Linked DNA regions of Homo sapiens: region 2 is linked to region 1. A link is an interaction called in ENCODE POLR2A ChIA-PET data of the cell type or tissue named here. Cell type or tissue: PC-9. All regions are shown on one strand. Each heading gives the region's core, and the rest is flanking DNA. Links, peaks and the distances in the headings are about the cores only. Region 1 has its middle 31 kb from the start of ZNF782. Region 2 has its middle 42 kb from the start of CTSV.

The links. Peaks named below come from ENCODE experiments on the same cell type or tissue, not always from the same donor. Only the 100,000 strongest peaks of a DNase experiment are listed, where the experiment ranks them.
Region 2: POLR2A ChIA-PET joins it to region 1 with 5 read pairs; 2 of 35 experiments call an interaction of 5 or more read pairs at or near these places.

What each region holds. Positions count from the first base shown.
Region 1 is chr9:96,882,451-96,887,825 of GRCh38, forward strand. It overlaps a transcript of ZNF782 not described here. Among named protein-coding and RNA genes, the nearest start is that of ZNF782, 31 kb to the left of the region's middle. RefSeq lists an enhancer at 1,520-2,719. In PC-9, for the core only: no CTCF peak of the experiment used is centred there; a DNase peak (open chromatin) is centred at 2,181; H3K27ac peaks cover 2,601 bases.
Region 2 is chr9:96,994,209-96,999,583 of GRCh38, forward strand. It overlaps the pseudogene SLC71A3P. Among named protein-coding and RNA genes, the nearest start is that of CTSV, 42 kb to the right of the region's middle. In PC-9, for the core only: no CTCF peak of the experiment used is centred there; no DNase peak of the experiment used is centred there.

The DNA of each region.
Region 1 (5,375 bases), core at 305-5,304:
GTAGGCTTCCTTTAATCAGGTATTTTGAATTATCTTTTGATTCTCTTTTCCATTGTAAATTAGCAAATTACAGAGATTATATTAATTTATTATAAATGTACTCCCATTTTATTTAAAAAGGTGATAGTATTATACATTTTAATCTCTAATCACTGTAAACTATGGAAATATCAAGCCTCTAATTGAAAATATTCCTGAAAGCATCAGTAGGAAAGAATCAATCTCTTGGTCTCAGTCATGTAGCAAGAGCATTCCATGATTGTTTTAACTGCATGCTTACATATTTTAGTTACGTCTTATTGTAAAATGTCAATGCCATTATAGAAATTTCAAATTTAAAAAGTACATCTTGTCCTTGGACACTGTGGCCTCAAAAGACTAGCTGAAGTTTTTCTTCACCTTAATTATCATTGCTGAACTTGTAGGAGGGGTGGTTTAAATGTGTCAGTGACTTAAAACGAGAATTCTCTCTTTGATTTGGATAATCCATGAAAACTAGTGATGTTACCTTGTTCATGAAGGAACAATGCAGAGAAGACACCACACTGGCTGTCATGAGAAGAATGGACAATAGGAGATGAAGAATGAAAAGACAGAATTCTGCAAGACAACAGTTGCAGTAAAGTTGTTTAGTTTCTTTGCATTGCCACATTAAAAAAAGGAAAGACAAAGCAGCTAGACATCGAAACAAAACTAAACACGAAACACCAAGGACAATATATTTTTTAAAAACATGGTGACAGGATGTTTTCATGAATCCCAAAATATGGGGTGTGGAGACAAGCCACCTGACTACAAGTGACATCTTGTGTAGGAGGAAGCAAGGAAAGCATTGGTGGGATGATTCCAGAACAGCAGCTCTAAAAGGAGGGGTTTGTTTTCTCCAATACCAGTAGGGCTCAAGGGGCTTGTGTAAGATAAGCTGAAGGGGATGGAGCAGTGTAGCTCCTCTGAAATCACCTGCCAGGGATCCCTTTTAGGGCAGGGACCTACACTGAAGAGAGACTGCTTCTAGTGGAATGAAAATCAAGCAGGATAGGGACAACAAAGGTGACAGAGAGAGAAGGTTTAGACTAAAGGGACGGAGGAGAATAAAGGCAGAACATCTCAGAAAGCCAAGTTGACATATTTTTGAGCCCTAGACACAACCAATAGAAGGGAGCTCTGTGAAGTTTGAAAGGCTTTTCACACCTCTTTCAGAAAATTCAGAAACCTTCACATCTCTTTCTGAAAGTTCAGAAAAACTAACGACATAAAAAATAAAAGTCCTTCCTACTACACATAGAAATCTTTGGAAACAAAACAATAAACAAGCATAGCAAAACTCTGAAAAGATACATGGAAGAAGATGGGCTGTCCAGAGACATCAAGAGTTGATGAACTGCAGGGTGATGAGTTCTCTGTTTCCTTCTGCTTCTCATATGCCATGGACAGGGCACTACAGAAACCTCCAACCCAGAACTACCAATAGGCACAGACAATGAAACAAAAGCCTTAAGAAAAGTGTGTTCTCTTTAGCCAAAGGTCTTGGAATGGATGGGCTATGAATAGAAAAGCTTTTAGCAATATCAGCCCTACACCAGCCAAACACCAACAGAAAAGCTGTACTACCCTCTACCCTGTGGAAGCAAGCAAGGGAACTCTGATTTCCCAATCTGGTGGTATTGGCAGGGCCGAGCACAGAGCTAATCTTGCATCCTCTGCCTGGCAGAAGTGGGTGGCAGGAGGAGCTGAGATTCCATGCCTTGCCTGGAAGCAGACAGTGCTCTGATTCCCCCACAGGGGTAGTGTCAGTGGGGTCAAACAGTGAGCTGAGCCTTCACCCCCACCCAGCAGCAATGAAATTTGACAATGCAGTAAAAGGCAGAGCTGGTTACAATGAGGCTTCACCCCTCCAGGCCCTGTCATGAAGGTCCATTGGGTGCTGACCCTTCACCTCCACTTGGCAACAACAAGGCAGAATAGAGTGTCATAAGGAAGGGTAGCTGATGTTTTGCTTCTCCCCTTTCCTGATATCAACAATATGCAGAGCCAAGCTGACCCTCCACTCCTACTCATAGCAACAAGGTGGTGTGAGTCAGCCTTCCACCTTTCCTACCTTCCCTCCCACCCCACAACCCCGAAGGCAGTGGAGCCAGTCAGGGAGCTGGTCACATAGTCACACTCAGAGGCAACAAGGTGGTGTGAGTCAGCGTCCCACTTTGACCAGGAAGATGACTGTGGGATGAAGAAGGACTTGAACTTTCACCCCACCCATCTGCAACAATGCAGTGTGAGTCAGTGCCCCATTTTTACCAGGATGGTTTGGAGGAGTCTATTAGGAAGCTGAACAAACACACCCACCTGACCCTGGCACTATACCCACTTAAAAAAGGTTAACTAGGATTCATGGTCTCATAATATAGAAAATATCTGGGATACAATTTAAAAAATGCTTGACATGCCAAGAATCAGAAAAATCCCACAGAAATGAGAAAAAAAATAACAGACACTAACACCAAGATAAATCAGATAGGGTATTATCTAACAAGTGTTTTCAGGCAACTATCAAATGCCTCAACAAGCAATTGCAATTTTAAAAAAGATTAAATGGATTAAATTTAAAAAAGATTAAATAGAATTCACAGTCTCATAATATAGAAAATATCTGGGATACAATTAAAAAAATGCCAAGAATCGGAAAAATCCTACAGAAACAAGAAAAAAATAACAGATACTAACACCAAGAGAAATCAGATAGAGTATTATCTAACAAGGGTTTTCGGGCAGCTATCAAATGCTTCAACAAGCAATTGCGATTTTTTTGGAGTAAAAAAATAGAAAATTTCACCAAAGAAACAAAAATTACAAAAAGAAACCAAATACAAGTTAGAGAACTGAAAAATATGATAACCACAATAAAAAGCCTGCTGGATATGCTCAATAGTATAGTGGACATAAAAGAGGATAAAATCAATGAACCTGAAGACAGATCAATAAAATTTACCCAATGTGAGCAGCAGAAAAAAAGGTAAGAAAAGAGAACAATTACAGCATGTCAGGGATCTATAAGACAATAACTAAAGGGTTAACATTTGTGTTAACAGAGATCCAGTAGGAGAGAGAGGCACTGAAAAAGTGTCTGAAAAAATAAAGGCTGAAATGTCTCAAATTTGGGAAAAGACATAAATCTACAGATTGAAGAATCTGAGTGATTCCCAAACATGGTAAGCCCAAAGACATTGATGCCAAGACACATAATAATTAAGTTTCTGGAAACAAAAAAAAACAAAGAAAAAAGTCTTGAAAGCATCAGAGAGAAACAACACATTACTTGCAGAGCCTCAATTTAAATAACTTATTTTTCCTTCCTTCCTTCCTTCCCCTTCCTTCCTTCCTTCCTCTTTCTTTCTTTCTTCCTTTCTTTTCTTAGACAGAGACAGAGTCTCACTCTGTGGCCTAGTCTGGAGGGCACTGGTGCAATCATGGCTTACTTCAGCCTCAACCTCCCAGGCTCAAGTGATCCTCTAGCCTCAGCCTCCCAAGCAGCTGGGACCACAGGCACATGCCACCATGCCCAACTAAGTTTTGTATTTTTTGTAGGGACAGGGTCTCCCTATGTTGCCCAGGCTGGTCTTGAACTCCTGGGCTCAAGTGATCCTCTTGCTTCAGCCTCCCAAAGTGCTGGGATTATAGGCATCAGCTATCACACCTGGCCCAACATTTTCAATCTGAAACCCTGGAGCTGGAAGAAAGTAGAAAGCAATTTTTAAGTACAGAAAAAAAAAAAAAAAAGAACTGTCAACCCAGAATTCTACATCCAGTGAAAATATCCTTTAAGAATGAGGCCAGACACAATAGCTCACAAGTTGAAACTTAAGACAGGAAAGAGCATCAAAAATGAGTAAAAATAAGGGCAAATATGACAGACTATCCAACCTCTCATGAGTTTCTTAAATGATAATTGAGTGTTAAAGCAAAAACTCTACACCTAATATGGTGTTCAATGTATATGGAGGAAATGCCACAGAAATTTTATTTTAAAAGTGGAGAGAGTAAAGGGGTGTAAATGTAGAAAAGGTTGTTAAACCACACTAGAATTGGTTAAACATCAGTACTAGTAGACTGTGATGAGTTACATATGTGTATTGTTATACCTAGAGCAACCACTCAGAAAACTATCCAAAGCTGTATGATCAAAAACACTATAAGCCTGGGCATGGTGGCTCATGCCTGTAATCCCAGGACTTTGGGAGGCCGAGGCAGGTGGATCGCCTGAGGTCAGGAGTTGGAGACAAGCTTGGCCAACATGGAGAAACCTCATCTCTACTAAAAATACAAAAATTAGCTGGGCGTAGTGACATGTCCCTGTAATCCCAGCTACTCAGGAGGCTGAGGCAGGAGAATCGCTTGAACCTGGGAGGTGGAGGTTGCAGTGAGCCAGGATGCGTCACTGCACTCCAGCCTGGGCAACAAGAGCAAACTCCCTCTCGAAAAAAAAAAAAAAAACTATAAATAAAACAAAATAGAATCCTAATAAATATGCAAATAACCCACAGAGAGGGAAGAAATGAGACATATGAACAAGAAACACAGGAAACTGGCCGGATGCGGTGGCTCACACCTGTAATCCCAGCATTTTGGGAGGCCAAGATGGGCAGATTACCTGAGGCCAGGAGTTTGAGATCAGCCTGGCCAACATGGTGAAACCCCGTCTTTACTAAAAATACAAAAATTAGCCAGGTGTGGTGGCACACGCCTGTAATCCCAGCTACTCGGGAGGCTGAGGCAGGAGAATTGCTTGAACCCAGGTGCTCCAGCCTGGGCAACAAGAGCAAGACTCCATTGCAAAAAAGAAAGGAAGGAAGGAAGGAAGGAAGGAAGGAAGGAAGGAAGGAAGGAAGGAAGGAAGAAAGAAAGAAAGATACGAAACCAACAGCAAGCAAATAACAAAATGGCAGACTTCAGCCCTCATATATCAGAATTGCTACAAGGCAATTCTTCAAGTGGTCTACGTACAGTAATTAAAAGACAGAGATTGGCAGAGTGGACTAAAAAACAAAAAACCAAACATGATACAACATTATGCTGGATCTACAAAAACTCACTTGAAATACAATGACATAGGTAGACTGAAAATGAAAAGTAAACTAGTTCAACCATTGTGGAAGTCAGTGTGGCGATTCCTCAGGGATCTAGAACTAGAAACACCATTTGACCCAGCCATCCCATTAATGGGTATATACCCAAAGGATTATAAATCATGCTACTATAAAGACACTTGCACACGTATGTTTATTGCAGCGCTATTCACAATAGCAAAGACTTGGAACCAACCTAAATGTCCAACAATGATAGACTGGATTAAGAAAATGTGGCACATATACACCATGGAA
Region 2 (5,375 bases), core at 281-5,280, 110 kb after region 1:
AAACAGGATACAGTCCTTGCTCTCATTTCACGGAATGTAAAATTATAAATGGAAATATACGCTCTGAAGGAAAAGGACAGAGGTTATTGAGTATATTACAAAGACCCCTGAGCAATATCTGGGCAAAAAGTATAATTATCCTATAACAGCAGCAACAATAGCAGCAACAGATATTATGCGGGGCCCTAACCAAAGCACATTATATATACATACCTTCATTTTATCCTCACTACAACCTTTGAGATAGGAACTATTATTATCCCGATTTCATAGATGACAAACTCAGATGCAGAGAATTTAAGCAACTTTCCCAACTCACATAGTAAGTGCATGAACTGGTATTCCACCAAGATAGTCACACACCTCCAGAGTATGTGCTACTAACCACTGTAATACATTACTTTTCTTATACAGCCCAAATGTTTCCACAAATAGAATCAGTACATACATATGGCAGCCAGCCTGCATTGCAGCAACCTGAGTAAGTGACAGGAGTCAAATGTAGCTAGTTCCTCAGGCAAAGCAAAGCGTAGACCTTCACTTGACCACTAACCCTGTTCCCCACACTAAGGAGTTCTAACCTGCTACTGTGTACTTGAGCAAAAGGGCAGTCTCTACCAACCCCTTCGCCTACTTTCTCAATATGACCCAAAAAGTTCAGATGAACTAGGCACCTGGCTTTTCTCAATCAATCAGGTCATCTGCTGTCCATCAAAAAAAGATAAGGTTGGAAGCTGTTCCCACACATGATGGCCAACTCAAAGATCACAATACACAGTAAATATCAGCAACTTGAAAGCAAAAGGAGATAGACTGTCATTTCCCCTGGACATGCAGTGTCATGGCTGTTCCTCCTCCTTGGCTCTGCCTGCTTTCTAATTCCACATGGATGGCCAAGAAGAGTTCAGAGGTTAATGGACAGACAAGATAACCACCTCAGTAAGAGAATTAATCACTAGCTTTTCATGAGATAATTTTTAGAAGGGGGTGGTAGCAGCATGTTATTAGTCCCAGACACAAAATGTGACCATTCCTATAAAGTAAAATCTAGATAAGATGCCTTAATTGGGAGGAAATACTAAAGATGATCATTGTGTAATCTTAACTTAAAATTGCTTTTAAGCCGGGTGTGGTGGCTCATGCCTGTGATCCCAGCACTTTGGGAGGCAGATCACAAGGTCAAGAGATCGGGATCATCCTGGCCAACATGGTGAAACCCCGTCTCTACTAAAAATACAAAAATTAGCTGGGCATGGTGGCGGGCGCCTGTAGTCCCAGCTACTTGGGAGACTGAGGCAGGAGAATCACTTGAACCCAGGAGGCGGAGGTTGCAGTAAGCCGAGATCACACCACTGCACTCCAGCCTGGCAACAGAGTGAGACTCCATCTCAAAAAAAAAAAAAAAATGCTTTTAAATACAAAGAAAATACCCCCACTACACTGCAATCTTTCAGTTCAACTGAAGATCTTGGGACAGATATCACACATTTAACAACAGCTATAATCTTCCTCAAAGGCAGTCTAAGGAGTCATGAGAAGTCAGGGTGGAGCCACAGTTAAGAGAAGGTACAAGGCATGTATAGTCTGAATGCTGAAAATAGGAAGCCCACCACTAGGAAGGATCAAGAACAAGTATCAATAATAAGGATGAACAGCATGTATCACGAGAGCAAAATATCAGAAATGTCAGCATTCCCAAGAGTTTCTTTAGAGTATCACTTCTCCCACCCCTCAATCTCCTGCTCTCTTTCAATCTTATGGGCTCAGTTGACACTACAACTTTGATACAAATAACCAGTGTCTCTACCTCCAACATCTCTCCCTGATTCCTCTCTCTAGATTTTCTCACCATCCAGCCTCAAAAACACATGTCAGGAAAAAATAAAGGGGGTGAGGGGGAGGCGCAATGGTTCATGCCTGTAATCCCAACACGTTGGGAAGCCAAGGCAGGAGGATCATTGGAGCCCAGGGGTTCAAGACCAGCCTGGGCAATTTAGTGAGACCTTGTCTCTACAAAAAAAAAAAAATTTTTTTTGACATAGGGTCTCGCTCTGTTGCCCAGGCTGGAGTGCAGTGGCGCAATCTCGGCTCACTGCAACCTCGTTCAAGGGATTTTCTGCCTCAGCCTCCCAAGTAGCTGGGACTACACGTGCCCACTACCACACCTGGCTAATTTTTTGTATATTTAGTAGAGACGGAGTTTCACTATGTTGGCCAGGCTGGTCTCAAACTCCTGAACAGAGGCAATCCGCCCGCCTCAGCCTCCCAAAGTGCTAGGATTACAGGCCTGAGCCCCGACACCTGGCCAAAATATTTTTTAAAGAGTTCACATCCAAGTGCAGTTAGCACTCTCAAAATCAACAAAACCAAAAGAAAACTAATCATAGTAATTAATTTCTCCTCCTGACTTCTCTAGTGATAGTACTGTACTGATTTTTTACCTGATTACATTTTCTCATTCCCCAAAATTCAATCTGCTTCTAGCTCCTCTACTAGTTCCTTAACATCTCTCACATTAATCACTTTCCTTTTTCCTTTTTTTTTTTTTTTTTTTAAGACAGAGTCTCGCTCTGTTGCACAGGCTGGAGTGCAGTGGCCTGATCACAGCTCACTGCAGCCTCAACCTCCCAGGCTCAAGTGATCCTTCTGCCTCCCAAGCAGCTGGGACTACAGACACACACCACCAAGCTCAGCCTCTTTTTTTTTTTTGGTAGAGACATTAGGCTGGTATCAAATTCTGGGGCTCCAGCAATCCTCCTGCATCTGCCTCCCAAAGTACTGGAATTATAGGTGTGAGCTACCACATCCAGCCAATCTTTTTCCACTAGGTCAAGACCCTGGTCCAGAAGCTCTTTTCTCCCAAGGTTTTGCCTCCTTATCAATCACTTAACTCTTGTGTCTCTCCACACTCAGGCACTGCATCAGATAAATCTTCCTGAAGAACAATCATGAGCATAGTTTCTCATTGTTCCCATGATCAAACTTGTCTAAACTTGTGAAGAAAGGAAGTAATAAGCTATGCATAGTTACACAGGCAGCCTTTGAATTGAGGTACTCCTAATTCCTAGAGACCGTGCTCTTCATCAACCAGCCTTGCATGTATCAGTACTACCCGACACTTTCCAGCCACTATCAAAAAAAGTTGTTTCATGGTCTGTGACATAAAGGAGAAGGAAAGAAAAGAAATTTAACAAAGTATTACATATTTCAAAACATAAATGTTCAGGCATGTCTACATTAGACAAAAATCAAAGCAGTCACATGTGCACATCCATATATGGGATCAACATGTGTCCTCAGGCACGCATATCATACTGGGTAGCCCGTTCTTTCATCTTCCTAAGCTGAGCTCACTAATCCTCCCCCAATAAGATTAAAAATGAATGGACTGTCTTGATGCAGCTTCAACTATCATCTCCAAACAAAAAATGCTCACAAACATATCCCTCTCTAAATGACGTCTCAGCTACTTTTACCGACTAGAAAATAATGACTTAGATGTCCTGGCAACACCTTCAATTCAACATATGAAAAGCACCTTACTCTACAAACAGCCTTTCCTTCCAACCATTCCAATTTCTATTCATGGATCCTGGTTACAGGGTTAGTCTGTATGACACTTTCCATTATGCCTGTTTCCCTTATGAGCGGGGTAAACATTTATCACACAAACGAGAACCTTTTTTTTTCTTTGAGATGGAGTCTTGCTCTGTTGCCCAGGCTGGAGTGCAGTGGCGCGATCTCGGCTCACTGCAAGCTCCGCCTCCTGGGTTCACACCATTCTCCTGCCTCAGCCTTTTGAGTAGCTGGGACTACAGGTGCCTGCCAACGCGCCCGGCTAATTTTTTGTATTTTTAGTAGAGATGGGGTTTCACTGTGTTAGCCAGGATGGTCTCAATCTCTTGACCTCGTGATCCACCCACCTCGGCCTCCCAAAGTGCTGGGATTACAGGCATGAGCCCCTGCACCCAGCCAAGACACTTTTAAGAGTAAAAGAGGGGTCAGGCATGGTGGCTAATGCCTGTAATCCCAGCACTTTGGGAGGCCGAGGTGGGAGCACTGCCTAAGGCCAAGAGTTTGAGACTAGCCTGGGCAACATAGTGAGACCCCATCTCTGCAAAAAAAACAACAAATTAGCCAGGCATGGTGGTGCACACCTATAGTCCTAGCTACTCCAGAGGCTGAGGTGAGAGAATCACTTAAGCCCAGGAGTTTGAGGCTAAAGTGAGCCATTATCGTACCACTGCACTCCAGCCTGGGCAACAGGGCAAGACCTTGTCTCAAGTAAATAAGGAATAAAAGGGGGTCCTTTTTAAGAATTAAGCACAGGCTGGGCACGGAGGTTCACACCTGTAATCCCAGCACTTTGGGAGGCCAAGGTGGGCAGAACACTTGAGGTCAGGAGTTTAAGACCAGCCTGGCCAACACGGTGAAGCCTCGTCCCTACTGAAAAAAATATATATATACACAAAAATTAGCTAGGGGTGATGGTGTATGCTTGTAGTCCCAGCTACTTGGGAGGCTGAGGCAAGAGAATCACTTGAACACGGGAGGCGGAGGTTGCAGCGAGCTGAGATCCCGCCACTGCACTCCAGCCTGGGCAACAGAATGAGACTCTGTATCAAAAAAAAAAAACCAGAATTAAGTGCAGACAAAAGGCATAAATTGAGATGTCTGATCACCCTACTTATGAAGAGCACACATAATATGGAAAAAATTCTCAAGTAGAAGCAAGGAAACCTGAGTTCTATTCCTGGCTCTGCTGCTAACTATTAATAGCTTCCTGTCTTTAACCAATTTTCTGGCCTTTAGTGCTCTCATACATATACTGAGAAAACTAGGACTGGCGTCTAAGGCCCCTTATAGCCTCTAGTGCATATATATCTGAAAGCAGGATCAACTCACACAAAAGGGGGATCCTTAGACAGGCAATGAGGAAGGACGGAAGATAGGTCAGAAAACAAGAAAGAGCTTGAGGCAACCCAAACACTCAGGACCAGGAAGTCTGTGAGGCAACGGTGTGTCTAACTTCCAGTAGTCATGTATCCTTTCCACTGGTCTTTTTATTTTTTTTCTTTTGGCTTTGTAACTCATACATGTTTAGTAGAAAACGTATAAATGAAAATAAAGAAACAGGCAAGAAATTATATTAAAATCAACAAAAATCTCAATATCAGCAATGATCACTAGTGTTTTAAAGTTTGGTATAAACCCTTCCAGACATTTTTCCATGCAAATATATAAATGTATTTTTAATGTGATAAAAGTTGTGTAGCCGATTTACATAAAAATAAATTCACCATATTCATATCAATAGGCATATAGTCATTTCATCACTTTTAACGGCAGCTTAGTACTCCACCTAATGTATGTGC